Linked DNA regions of Homo sapiens: region 2 is linked to region 1. Evidence: chromatin contacts called from ENCODE Hi-C or POLR2A ChIA-PET data. All regions are on one chromosome and are shown on one strand. Each heading gives the region's core, a stretch centred on a gene start or an enhancer-like site at or near the end of the contact. The rest is flanking DNA. Distances are from core to core; before and after follow the strand shown. Region 1 overlaps GNG7 (G protein subunit gamma 7). Region 2 overlaps GNG7 (G protein subunit gamma 7).

Region 1 (6,925 bases), core at 1,777-4,276:
ACAGGGTCTCACTGTGTTGACCAGAGTGGTCTCAACCTCCTAGTCTCAAGTGGTCCTCCTGCCTCAGCCTCCCAGAGTGCTGGGATTGCAGGCATGAGCCACCGCATCTGGCCTGATTCTTTTTTTTTTTTTTAAATGACCAATGTATTCATTTCCTAGAGTGCCATGCAAATTATTACAGATTGCGGGGCTTTAAATAACAGACATTTTGTGACAGTCTCCTCTCCTACTTTTGGAGGCCAGAAGTCTGAGATCAAGGTGTCTGCAGGGCTAGGCTCCCTCCAGAGACTCCAGGGGCAGGGTCCTTCCGGCCTCTCCCAGCTTCTGGGGGCTCTAGGAGTCTGGCTTGTGGCCGTGTCACCCCAGTCTCTGCCTCCATCTCCACACAGCCATGTCCTCTCCTCTGCATCTCTAAATCTCTCCTTCTTGGTGTTTGTTTGTCTGTTTTGAGACAGAGTCTTGCTCTGTCACCCAGGCTGGAGTGCGGTGGCACCATCTTGGCTCATTGCAACCTCCGCCTCTTGGGTTCAAGCAATTCTCGTGCCTCCGCCTCCCGAGTGGTACAGGTGCACGCCACCATGCCTGGCTAATTTTTGTATTTTTGGTAGAGATGGGGTTTCACCACGTTGGCCAGGCTGGTCTCGAACTCCTGGCCTCAAGCGATCCTCCCGCCTCGGCCTCCCAAAGTTCTGGGTTTACAGGTGTGAGCCACCAATCTCAGCCTGTGTCTCTCCTTCTTAAAAGGACACCAGTCATTGGATTTAGGGCCCACCCTACAAACAGGATGATGATTTCATCCCAAGATCCGTATCATCTTCCATCTGCAGAGACCCCATCTCTGAGAAGGTTACGTGCCAAGCTTCCAGGAGGACGTGAGCTTTTGCGGGACACTATTCAACCCACTGCATTCAATACACATTCTTTTTCTTGAGTTGAAAATTAGCTACACTCCTGTTTAGGAGCCTGCCCTTACACACACGAACACCATTCTCATTGGCTAACCATCCTTTGATTTTTCCCTGCTGTTTCTCCCACCCCACCCAACACCCCCAAATACCACCTTCACCGTCTCCTCCATTCCTTGATTTGCAATGCTGCTGTGTTGTTTATGTATGAGCTTCAAATCCTCTCTGGACCAAGGAAGTTTGGGTGCGAAGGTTTAAATAACTCAACAGTTCACAATTAGGCTAAAAATTCACACATAAAATGAGCCCACTGAAGTGTTCAAAGGTGTGACCTGGGCCGGGCGCGGTGGCTCATGCCTATTATCCCAGCACTTTGGGAGGCCGAGGTGGGCAGATCACTTGAGGTCAGGAGTTCAAGACCAGCCTGGGCAACATGGCGAAACCCCATCTCTACTAAAAATTCCAAAATTAGCCAGGCGTGGTGGTGCACACCCGTAGTTCCAACTACTATAGGGAGGCTGAGGCAGGAGAATCACTTGAACCCGGGAGTCAGAGGTTGCAGTGAGCCAAGATCGTGCCACTGCACTCCAGCCTGGGCGACAGAAATGAAACCTATCTCAAAACAAAAACAAAAAAAAGTGTGACCTCAATAATGCTTGGGAGTGGTTCTCTTAGGATCCTGAGTAGAATGTGGGGACATTTCTGGTAGTCACGACTACGGGGTGCTCCCAGCATGGAGTGGGTGGAGGCCAGGGACGCTGCTCAGCAGCCTACAGTGCCGAGGACGGCCCCACCCCAGAGAATGATCCAGGCCCAATGTCCAGAGTACAGAACGGGAGAGACCTGTGTTCATTATTTGAAAAATACTGGGCCGGACGCAGTGGCTCACACCTGTAATCCCAGCACTTTGGGAGGCTGAGGCAGGTGGATCGCGAGGTCAGGAGATCGAGACCATCCTGGCTAACACGGTGAAACCCCGTCTTTACTAAAAGTACAAAAAAAAAATTAGCTGGGCGTGGTGGTGGGCGCCTGTAGTCCCAGCTACTTGGGAGGCTGAGGCAGGAGAATGGCGTGAACCCGGGAGGAGGAGCTTGCAGTGAGCCGAGATCACGCCACTGCACTCCAGCCTGGGCGACAGAGCGAGACTCTGTCTCAAAAAACAAAAAAAAAGAAAAAGAAAAAGATTGAATCTGTCCCTTGCTCACACTGGACACCAGAATAAACTCCCGATGGGGCCGATGGTGTAAACCAGAGGGACTGCAGCTCCTGGGACTCACATCCTCTCTCCCTCCCCACTCAGAGTGTGGATTTCAATGTGTGCAGCCTTCTGGGAACTCAGCAGGGCAGAGGATTATGGACGCAGAGTCTCTTGGGGGTCTGTGGAATCCCCTAAGATTCCAGTGTACGCTGGGAGCGATCCTGTCCCCCCTGACCAGGGTACACTCAGTAAATGTCTGGGGGCACCTGCTGCTGGCATGGAGTGTGTGGAGGTCAGGGACACTGCTCAGCACCCTGCAGTGCCCAGGATGGCCCCACCCCAGAGAAGGATCTGGCCCCAGTGTCCACAGTGCCCGGGGGGAAAAACCCTGTTGTAGGTATTGAAAGTGAGTGTAGCTTTCAGCTGAACAGAAATCATGAGTATTAATCATTTAAAAGAAAAGGAAAAGGAGCGGGGCGCGGTGGCTCACGCCTGTAATCCCGGCACTTTGGGAGGCTGAGGCAGGAGAATCACTTGAACCTGGGAGGCGGAGGTTGCAGTGAGCCGAGATCGCGCCACTGCACTCCAGCCTGGGCGACAGAGCCAGACTCTGTCTCAAAAAAAAAAAGAAAGAAAAAGAAAGAAAAGAAAAAGGAACCCGCTGTAGATGTGTGTTCCTGGGGCTGAGCAGGTGGGGACCCCGGCAGCTCCGGGGCTGCGGTGACTCACGGCTCTGGCTCTGTGTGAACCTGCAGATCCCAAGGGTGTTACTGCAAACCCCTGAGTGGGTGGAGGGCGTGAATGCCTGCCCCGGACCCTGGTTTCTTTCTGAGAAGCAGAACGCAGAGAGACTTCTCAGAGAAATGTCGGAGGAAGGGGATTACCCGCTGGTCTCCCAGAAGAGCCTGCGAAGCTCAGAAACAGGGTTTCCTGTTTCTCGGGTCGCCCCGGGGCAGCTGCCTCTGCTGGGCACTTTGCTCTCAGGTGCTTTTCAGAGTGCAAAGAAGAGAAAGAAGCCAGTGTCATTTCTTTTTTTTTAGACAGAGTTTTGCTCTTGTCACCCAGGCTGGAGTGCAATGGTGCAATCTCGGCTCACTGCAACCTCTGCCTCCCAGGTTCAAGCGATTCTCCTGCCTCAGCCTCCCGAGTAGCTGGGATCACAGGCGCCTGCCGCTATGCCCAGCTAATTTTTTTTTTTTTTTTTAGTAGAGACGGAGTTTCACCATGTTGGGCAGACTGGTCTTGAACTCCTACTTCAGGTGATCCACCCGCCTCGGCCTCCCAAAGTGCTGGGATTACAGGAATGAGCCACTGCGCCCGGCCAACCAGTGTCATTTCTATCTTTCTGAGAGAGGCTCTTGTGGGGATTGTGTGTCCAAGAGTGCTAAGAGCTGGGAGGGTCAAAGACCCAGGCCAGGGTGCAGAGAGGAAGGGACAAGGGGAGGACAGGGCCCCTCCTGGGCACAGAAGGGCAGTGGTGCTGACACCAAAACTGTGACAGGACCTAACCAGGGTCTCCCCAGGGCACCGTGGATATTGGGGCCTGGGTCATTCTCTGGGGTTGGGCCAACCTGGGCACTGCAGGGTGCTGAACAGCGTCCCTGGCCTCCACCCACTCCATTCCAGGAGCACCCCCAGTCGTGACAGCCACAGATGTCCCCAGACATGGCCCAGCATCCCCTGGGAGCAGAATCATCCTGGTTGAGCCCCCCTGGGTTATGGGATTCCACGGACCCCCAAGAGACTCTGCGTCCCATGATCCTCTGCCCTGCTGAGGTCCCAGGAGGCTGCACACATTGCAATCCACACCTTGAATGGGGGAGGGAGAGAGGAGGTGAGTCCCAGGAGCTGGGATCCCTCTGGTTTACACACCGTCTGCCCCATCGGGAGCTTATTCTGATGCCTACTGTGAGCAGAAATTGCATTCAACTGTTTTCCCAAATAATTTTTTTTTTTTTTTTTTTGAAACAGTCTCCTTCTGTCGCCCAGGCTGGAGTGCAATGGTACGATCTCGGCTCACTGCAACATCCGCCTCCCAGGTTCAGGCAGTTCTCCTGCCTCAGCCTCCTGAGTACCTGGGATTACAGGCACCCACCACCACGCCTGGCTAATTTTTGTATTTTTAGTAGAGACGGGGTCTACCCATGTTGGTCAGGCTGGTCTCGAACTCCTGACATCAAGTGATCCACCCACCTCGGCCTCCCAAAGTGCTGGGATGACAGGCGTGAGCCACCGCGCCCAGCTTTTTTCCAAATAATGAATTCAGGGTCCCCCCAGGCCCTGTGGACATCGGGGCTGGATCCTTCTCTGGAGCAGGGCCGTCCTGGGCACCGCAGCGTCCGCCTACCCCATGCCAGGAGCACCCCCAAGTCTGGATAACCACAATGTCCCCAGCCACCGCCCAGGGTCCCCTGGGAGCAGGGCCACTCCCAGGTGAGAATCACTGCCTCAAGGGAAGGGCTGGGTGGGACACAGAAATAAGATGTGGAGGTAAGGGGTCCTGCTTGGGCCCCCTAAAGCAGGTCGGACCTCCTCTCCTGAGAATCGACCCTGGGGGCCGGTGGGAGACAGACCTGGGGGATGGGGTGATGTGGGGTCTGAGGCGGTCCCTTCCTTCCTGCCACGGCCAGGCCCTCAGCACACTAGGGGCGCGAGGGACAGGCTGGGTTTGTACTGTAGTCCCCTTTGTCATTCACGGAGTCCGTATTTGCGAATTCGCCGGCTTGGTGTGTATTTGTGAACCCCAAATCAATGCCTGGGGTACTTTCCCTCTTATCCTTGGACACGCAGAGAGAGACAAGAAATTAGAGTCATGGACGTGCGTTCCCTGAGCCCAGGCCACGCTCCGCCTCCCCGTTTCCCCTCCTAGGTGGACCACGCCCTCATTACTGTCTAGCGAGAGCCTCGGGGTTTGCGTTTTTGTGCTCTTTTTGGTGATTTTGCTGTTTGCAGTGGCCCCAGGCATCGTGCTGAGGCCCCTTCTCGTGTCCCTCAGGGCCTCGTGGAGGAACTGGTAGGTGAGAAAAGCTTTGCTCAGGCAGGACTGAGAGAGCAGCTGCCCTATTCAACACTCACATCATCGATAGGCATTCAAGAAGACACCTTTGAGCCAGGCACGGTGGCTCACGCCTGTAATCCCAGCACTTTGGGAGGCTGAGGCAGGCGGATCACGAGGTCAAGAGATCGAGACCAGTCTGACCAACATGGAGAAACCCTGTCTCTACTAAAAATGCAAAATTAGCTGGGCATGGCGGTGCATGCCTGTAATCCCAGCTACTCGGGAGGCTGAGGCAGGAGAATCGCTTGAACCCAGGAGGCGGAGGTTGCAGTGAGCCGACATCCACCATTGTACTCCAGCCTGGGCAACAAGAGCCAAACTCCATCTTGAGAGAAAAAAAAATTAGCCGGACATGGTGGTGGGTGCCTGTAATCCCAGCTACTCTGGAGGCCAAGGCAGTAGAATCACTTGAGCCCAGGAGACTGAGGCTGCAGTGAGCTGAGATTGCACCATTGCACTCCAGCCTGGGCAACAGAGCGAGACCCTGTCTCCAAAAAAAAAAAAAAAAAGACACACAGAACAGGTCATGTATTGATCAGATAAAGGAAAGTTTCCTGAAACTCAAAGGAAACTACCCCTACAAAAATGTTCTCTAGGAGTAATGATTTGTGTTCGCAAACTCAGTTTTTGTGGTGACTTCACAGAACAGAACTACCACAAATAATGAGAATCTAATCAACTGTGGATATATATGTATATGTATATATATGTGTGTGTGTGTATATATATATATTCTTTGTGACTATGAAAGGAATATAACTGGCTGGGCGCGATGGCTCACGCTTATAATCCCAGCACTTTGGGGGGGCCAAGGTGGGTGGATCACATGAGGTCAGGAGTTTGAGACCAGCCTGGCCATGTTGGTGAAACCCCGTCTCTACTGAAAATACAAAAATTAGCCAAGAGTGGTGGTGCATGCCTGTAATGCCAGCTACTTGGGAGTCTGAGGCAGGAGAATTGCTTGAGCCCAGGAGGCAGAGGTTGCAGTGAGCAGAGATCGCGCCATTGCACTCCATCCTGGGTGACAAAATGACACCTGTCCCAAAAAAAATAATAAATAAATAAAAAGGAAAGAGAGAGAAGAAAGAAAGAAAAAAGAAAGAAAGAGAAGGAAAGGAAGGAAGAAAGAAAAGAGAAAGAAAGAAAGAAGAGGAAAGAAAGTTATATAACTTCATTTTACAGAATCTGAGAATCACATAAGGAGAGGAAAATCATCCACAATCCCAGCACTTTATCCTTTCCCCAGACATCTACACACACTCTCTTATTTTTAAAAATTGAGGTTCTACAACATGGTTTGATCATCTGCCTTTAAACCCATTTTTGCTGGCCGGGTGCAGTGGCACACACCTGTCATCCAGCACTTTAGGAGGCCAAGGTGGGAGGATCGCTTGGGCCCAGGAGTTTGAGACCAGCCTGGGCAACATGGCAAAACCCCATCTCTACAGGAATAAAAATTAGCTGGGTGTGGTGGCATGTGGCTGTAGTCTCAGCTACTCAGGAGGCTGAGGAGGGAGGATCGCTTGAGCCCAGGAGGTTGAGGCTGCAGTGAGCTGTGATCACGCCATTGCACTCCAGCCTGGGTAACAGACCCTATCTCAAAAAAAAAACAAAAACAAAAACAAAAAAACACGGTGCCCATCTGTGGCAAGGATGATGAAAATAATACAGTGTGCACATGAAAAGCAGTATTTCCAGCCACCTAAAAGTAAGCCTGAGAGGCCGGGCGCGGTGGCTCACGCCTGTAATCCCAGCACTTTCGGA
Region 2 (6,351 bases), core at 2,457-4,956, 49 kb before region 1:
GAACCTTGCCACAAATGTTCATACAGTACGATTCACAATGGCTAAAAGGTGGAAATGACCCAAGTGTCCGTCCGTGGGTAAATAGATAAACAGCGTGGCCCTCCACACACTGGAACGAGACTCAGCCGTGAACGAGACTCTGACCCAGGCCACGTGCAGCCTGGATGCCCCTTGAGGATGTCACACTCAGTGAGAGATGCCAGATCCAAAAGGCCACACAGTGTGTCATCCTATTTCTATGAAATGTCCAGGACAGGCCAGTCTAGAGAGGCAGGAAGGGGATGTGTGGGTGCCAGGGGCTGGGGAGGGGGATGGGAAGTGACAGCTGATAGGGATGGGGTGTCTTTTTGGGGGGCTGAGAATGTTCTAGAGCTAGCTAGAGATGATGGCTGCACGAATGCCACTGGATGTCTGGAAAGGGAGCTTTTTTGTTGTGTGCATTTCACCACACATGTGCCTGAGACCCGACGTGCAGGGCCCCCCTGCGGGTACACAGAGGGCAGGGAGAGGGTGCTAGGGAAAGTCGCCGCACCTGCTTTCTGGCGACCATGCTCAGGCTGTAGCTGGGGGAACTCTCTTCCCGCCCTCCTGGGACCTCTCGAGCCTCTTGAGTCTGCTCCCAGTGCCGTTCACCGGGTGGTGAGGATGTGGTCTCGCAACAGACGCCTGCAACGGACCCACCTGTGCGAGGCTGGCCCCCTTTACCCCGGGGGTAGGCGCGGGGCCCGAGTTCCCTGGGTGGATTCTGCATTGCACTTGCCGGCCTTTAGATGTCGCTGTGGCCGTGGCCTTCGCTGGCCTTAGGCTGCGAGCTTCTGTCTGATTCGCACCTTTCTCATTCAGGATCCACACACTGCTGCAGTCCGAGTTTCTTGGCATAGCCAGGGTCCCTTGATCTTCCCCCTCACCAATTAATTAAATCAGGATCTCTCCTGCTAGGTACTGTGGACATCTGGGGCTAGATCCTCTGGGGTCTGGCCATCCTGGGCACTGCAGGGTGCTGAGTGGCGTCCTGGCCTCCACCCACTCCATGCCGGGAGCACCTCCAGGCATGACAACCACAAATGTCCCCAGACATTGCCCAGTGTCCCCTGGGGGCAGGATCACCCCTGATTGAGACCCCCCGCCCAGGTTAGGGGAATCCACAGATTCCCCAAGAGACTCTGCATTCCGTGACCATCTCTCCTACTGAGGTCCCAGGAGGCTGCACACATTGAAATCCACACCCTGAGTGGGGAGGGAGAGAGGAGGAAGAGTCCCAGGAGCTGGGGGTCCCCCTGGTTTATGCCATCTGCCCCGTCGGGAGTTTATTCTTGTATCTACTGTGAGCAGGAGCGGGGACAGATTGCATTCTCCCCAAATAATTAATGCAGGATCTCCCCCTCTCCAGGTAGTGTAGACACCTGCTCTTCCAATGAGGCAGTGGCTTGAGACAATGGACTTTAGATGAGGGGCTGAGAGCCCAAAGCCCCCCTATGTGTTAATTCAACACCTAATTCAACGTATAGTTCAAGCAAACTCACCTAATTCAACGTAGGTGCTAATTCAGCAAGAGACTGTGCAGCCTGTAGCAGGAAGTAGGCTGCAGCCACCAGCCGGGTTAAACTTGCATCAGAAATTCTTTGTCTGAATTCCTTTTCCACGTCCCTTAAACACCATCCCTTTCCCTGGCTGGTTCTACCTGGCTGCAGGGCCATGTTGGGACACTCAGGGCCTGGGGCACATTTGCCCTCCTAGGCTACCTCCTCCGCTCTAAAAATGTCCGACGTTGGCCAGGCACCGTTGTTCACATCTGTAATCTCAACACTTTGGGAGGCCGAGGCGGACGGATCACCTGAGGTCAGGAGTTCGAGACCATCCTGGCCAACATGGTGAAAACCCGTCTCTACTAAAAATACAAAATTAGCCGGGTGTGGTGGTGGGTACCTGTAGTCCCAGCTACCCAGGAGGCTCAGGCAGGAGAATTGCTTGAACTGGGAGGTGGAAGTTGCAGCGAGCCGAGATCGCACCGCTGCCTGGGCGACACAGCAAGACTCTCAAAAAAAAAAAAAAAATTTCTCAAAAAAAAAAAAAAATTCTAAGCTGTATTTTACAATTGTCTTGGCATAAAGACAAACAGAATCCAGGCTGGATTCATGATTATACACTCACAAGTATTTTATTCATCTTTTGTCGACTGGATTTTAAAACATTTCCAGGAACCCTGGACCTGGGGCTTTTGTGCCGTGGGAGCCTGGGTCCTGCCTGGGGGGGGTCCTGGCTTCAGTCTTCTCACTGAGGCCCCTCCCCTCTCCCAGGCTGGGTCACCCCGATATGAAATGCCCAGGTCCCAGACACACCTTCTTTGCAGGCTGCTACCCTGGAACTGTTTTTAAATGTGGGTGATGCTGCCCCCCAGGGGGCACTGGGCGATGTTTGGGGACGTGTGGTTATCACAACTGGGATGCTCCTGGCATGGAGTGGGCGGAGGTCAGAGATGCTGCTGAGCACCCTGCAGTGCCCAGGATGGCCCCACCCCAGAGAAGGATGGGGCCCCAGGGGAGACCGTAGACCAAAGTCAATCCAATTATTAAAAAGAAAGAAAGATTTGGCCGGGCGCGCTGGCTCACACCTGTAGTCCCAGCACTTTGGGAGGCCAGGGTAGGCGGATCACGAGGTTGAGAGATCGAGACCATCCTGGCCAACATGGTGAAACCCGGTCTCTACTAAAAATACTAAAATTAGCTGGGCGTGGTGGCGGGTGCCTGTAGTTCCAGCTACTTGGGGAGGCTGAAGCAGGAGAATCGCTTAAACTCGGGAGGCGGAGGTTGCAGTGAGCTGAGATCACACTACTGCACTTCAGCCTGGTGACAGAGCGAGACTCCATCTCAAAAAAAAAAAAGATTTTTATTTTTATTTACTTTTACTTTTACTTTTTATTTTTTTAGAGACAGAATCTCCCTCTGTCGCCCAGGCTGGAGAGCAGTGGCGCGATCAACGCTCAGTGCAGCCTCCACCTCCCCGGTTCGAGCGATTCTCCTGCCTCGGTCTCCTGAGTAGATGGGATTACAGGCGCCCGCCAGCATGCCCGGCTAATTTTTAATTTTTTGTAGAGACCTGGTGTTGCTCTCTTGGCCAGGCTGGTCTCGACCTTCTGAGCCCAAGTTATCCTCCCACCTTGGCCTCTCCAAGTGCTGGGATTACAGGCGTGAGCCATTGCACCCGGCCTAAGAGATATTTTTAAATGGTATTATCAAATAAATCATTAAATAGATTCGGGCTATGCACCGTCTTGCCCACCTGCCTTCAAGCCCCACGCAGGACGGGACCCCCTCCTGCCACGGTCCTGGGACGGGGCACCTCGAGCTCACTCAGTGGTGACAGCGAGGCCGCCTGTCGGGCCATGACCAGCAGGTGGCAGCACAGACCAGCTCCCGGGAGACCTGTCCTGGCTCCAGCTCCCAGCGTCCCAGAAACACCGCAGTCTAGACGCTCGCCAGGCGGAATTCCTCGCCCCTGAAGTCAGTCTGCGTGTAGACATTCGCGATACCAGCTCCCAGTCATCATTTCCCACTCTGCGTCTCCCAGGCTGTCTCGCCAGGGCCCTGGATCCCTGGGCTGAGCGGCTTAGTAAGGGTCGGGGTGGCGGGGAACCCTGGGCGCCGCACCCGGTGCGAGGGGCCCACTTCCCAGAAAGCAGATTGCGAGAGGGAAGCCATCCAAGGCCGGTGCCGGGCGTGGTCCTTTCTGAGAATGTTGAGGACGCTTCCCCCCCCCCGAGCCTGGCACGTGAGCCCGTTCCCCCCCTCCCACCCGCCCCCTCGTCCCCACCGCCTGATAGGAACTGAAAGTGTCAAGTTTAGTGCCCAGGAGACAGGTGTCTGCACGCTCAGGCCGACTGAAACCAAACCTGGCCTGGGAGAAACGTATCCCAGGGGCCACCTGGGTCCCTGAGGCCGCTTTGGTTCAAACCTCTTCTGAAACCTGTCAGCATCTTGCAACAATAAAAGAGGGTCTCTTGTGCCTGCAATCCCAGCACTTTGGGAGGCTGAGGCGGGAGGATCGCTTAAGCCCAGGAGTTTGAGACCAGCCTGGACAAGACAGCAAGACCCCGTCTCTACTAAAAAATAAAAAAATTAGTGGCCGGGCGTGATAGCTCATGCCTGTAATCCCACCACTTTGCGAGGCGGGTGGATCACCTGAGGTCAGGAGTTTGAGATCAGCCTGGCCAACATGGTGAAACCCCGTCTCTACTGAAAACACAAAAATTAGCTGAGCGTGGTGGCAGTTGCCTGTAATCCCAGCTACTCAGGAGGCTGAGGCAGGAGAATCGCTTGAACCCAGGAGGCAGAGGTTGCAATGACCCAGGATCACACCACTACACTCCAGCCTGGGCGACAGAGCAAGACTCTGTCTTAAAAAAGTAATAATAAATAAATAAAAATTAAAAAAAAAAAAGCCAGGTGTGGCAGTGCACACCTATAGTCCAAGCTGCTCGGGAGGCTGAGGCAGGAGTATTGCTTGAGTCCAGGAGGCTGAGGCTGCAGTGAGCCATGATTGCACCACTGCACTCCAGTCTGGGCGACAGGGTGAGACCCTGTCTCCAAAAAAAATAAAAAATTAATAATAATAATAAATAAAGAAGGTCTTTGTCATGTTATCCGAGGCCACCTGAGCTGTCCCCTGGGGCAAGGCCCTTGCCAGAGGCTTCCCCGTGCTGTCATCATCTTGACCCGGTGATACTAACCTCTGAGAGTTTAGGGGAGGGAGGGGGCCCTCTACTTTTGGGAGCACTGGGTGGGGAGCCTGGCAGGTGCTCGGTGGTAGTGACGGACCTTGGCCGTTTAAGGTGCACGCTCTCCTGCTTTTCCTGTACCGTTCAATTTCCTCACTCGTGGTCAGGGAGCTCCAGAAGTGCACTGAGTTCACTGGCTCACCGAGGGTCCCCCAATGGCCCAGAGGCACCCCCAGGTCCCACTGGATTGTCCTACGGTGGCCAGTCTGCAGCTGTGAGCTCTGGGGACCAGTTCCTTTAACCCAGCGTGATGGTTTGCTGGGGCTCTGTAACCTCAAGCCACAGACTGGAGGAGGGCTTTAGCAACAGAGATTTCTTCTCTCTCTTGGTTCTGGAGGCTGGAAGTCCAAGACGGTAACAGGTGGGACCCTGTCTGCTCTGGCACTCGGGACGTGGTGCGCAAACATCACTGCAATCCACCCAGCTGTCCTGCACAACGGGATTCCAGCAATGGCCAAAATAAGGCTCACGGAAGAGAGCCTGAGGTCCTCCAGCAAGTGAGCGGCTAAACTGCAGTTGTTACCCGGACCTGTCGGCTCCCAAATCCCAGGGCAGGACCAGGGTCAGGCAAGCAATGTATTCACACTGGGCACAAAATTGAAGGGGGCGCTAAAAAACCTCAGCGACCAAGATGAAATAACACTTTAGTGTAAAACAAAAATTAGCTGGGTGGGGTGGTACGTGCCTGTAGTCCCAGCTCCACAGGACACTGAGGTGGGAGGATCATGAGGCTAGGAGTTCAAGACCAGCCTTGGCAACATAGTGAGACCCCCATCTCTACGAAAAATTAAAAATTAGCCAGGTGTGGTGGTGCATGCCTGTAATCCCAGCTACTCGGGAGGCTAAGGCAGGAGGATTGCTTGAACCTGAGAGGCAGAGGTTGCGGTGAGCCAAGATCGCACCACTGCACTCCAGCCTGGAAGATGGAGTGAGACCCTGTCTCAAAACAAAAAAAGAGAGAGAGAGAGAGAGAGAGAATGTACAAGAACTAGGTAGGCATGATGTTTGTACAACGTTGTGAATGTGTTGAATGCCACTGAATTGTTCACTTTAAAATGCTTAATTTTACATTATGCAAACCTTACCTCAGTTTCTTTAAAAAGCGGGTCAGAAGGTGGCTTTGGAGAAGGCACACTGATTTTGGCTGTGGTTGCAGGCCTGCAGGGGTCTGATGAGGCCCTCAGTGCCAGCAGACAGGGTTACCTGGAGTGGGGAACGCAGCAGGCCCCCTGACAGCCTCAGTGCAGACCCCGGGAGAGTGTGTCCTCCGTGTCTGCCCCATGCAGGGAAGGCCTTTGAGACTCTGCCATCTGCATCCCCTGCTGCAGAGAGAGGGGGTTGCCCGGGAGGCACCCGGCCCCTTGCCCTGGGGTGTCCGGTGGCAGCCAGGGGAGCTCCTCCAGGTTTCCAGGTTGCTGGTCTCGTGACTCTGCAGATGACTCGAGAGGCACAGGTGTGCCTGCATCTGGGGACACGTGAGCCTGCTGCCCGTCCCTGGATTACTGACCTGCGTCATTTGGGGGTGCAGGGGAGCTGCACCGAGGCCGTCAGTGTGCCTGCTGGGGCGCCCACCTCCA

What was found. Hi-C counts contacts between places; a loop is a spot of excess contacts on that map. ChIA-PET counts read pairs that join two places held with the same protein, here RNA polymerase II (POLR2A). Pooled maps may share reads with other maps.
Region 2: a loop to region 1 is called in a map of GM12878, with 13 times the contacts of the local background. The contact joins two enhancer-like sites. A Hi-C loop is called at or near these places in 49 of 168 maps with a recorded cell type or tissue (B cell, CD4-positive, alpha-beta T cell, CD4-positive, alpha-beta memory T cell and 35 more), 37 of 37 single-sample maps with no recorded cell type and 48 of 50 pooled maps. POLR2A ChIA-PET finds 5 or more read pairs at or near these places in 41 of 52 experiments (A549, AG04449, AG04450 and 31 more).

Annotation. Positions count from the first base shown.
Region 1 is chr19:2,558,097-2,565,021 of GRCh38, reverse strand. The region is part of intron 2 of GNG7 (G protein subunit gamma 7); the gene reads left to right. Among named protein-coding and RNA genes, the nearest start is that of MIR7850, 69 kb to the left of the region's middle. RefSeq lists enhancers at 2,298-2,387, 4,806-5,306. Within about 2 kb of position 3,026, at least 7 of the 41 ENCODE cell types and tissues checked have a DNase peak (open chromatin) inside an H3K27ac peak, as active enhancers do; they include B cell, GM12878 and OCI-LY7, where a contact is called at or near this core.
Region 2 is chr19:2,608,411-2,614,761 of GRCh38, reverse strand. The region is part of intron 2 of GNG7 (G protein subunit gamma 7); the gene reads left to right. Among named protein-coding and RNA genes, the nearest start is that of MIR7850, 19 kb to the left of the region's middle. RefSeq lists a silencer at 3,709-3,788 and enhancers at 5,121-5,260, 5,771-5,910, 5,737-6,351, 6,151-6,351. Within about 2 kb of position 3,706, at least 28 of the 41 ENCODE cell types and tissues checked have a DNase peak (open chromatin) inside an H3K27ac peak, as active enhancers do; they include B cell, GM12878 and OCI-LY7, where a contact is called at or near this core.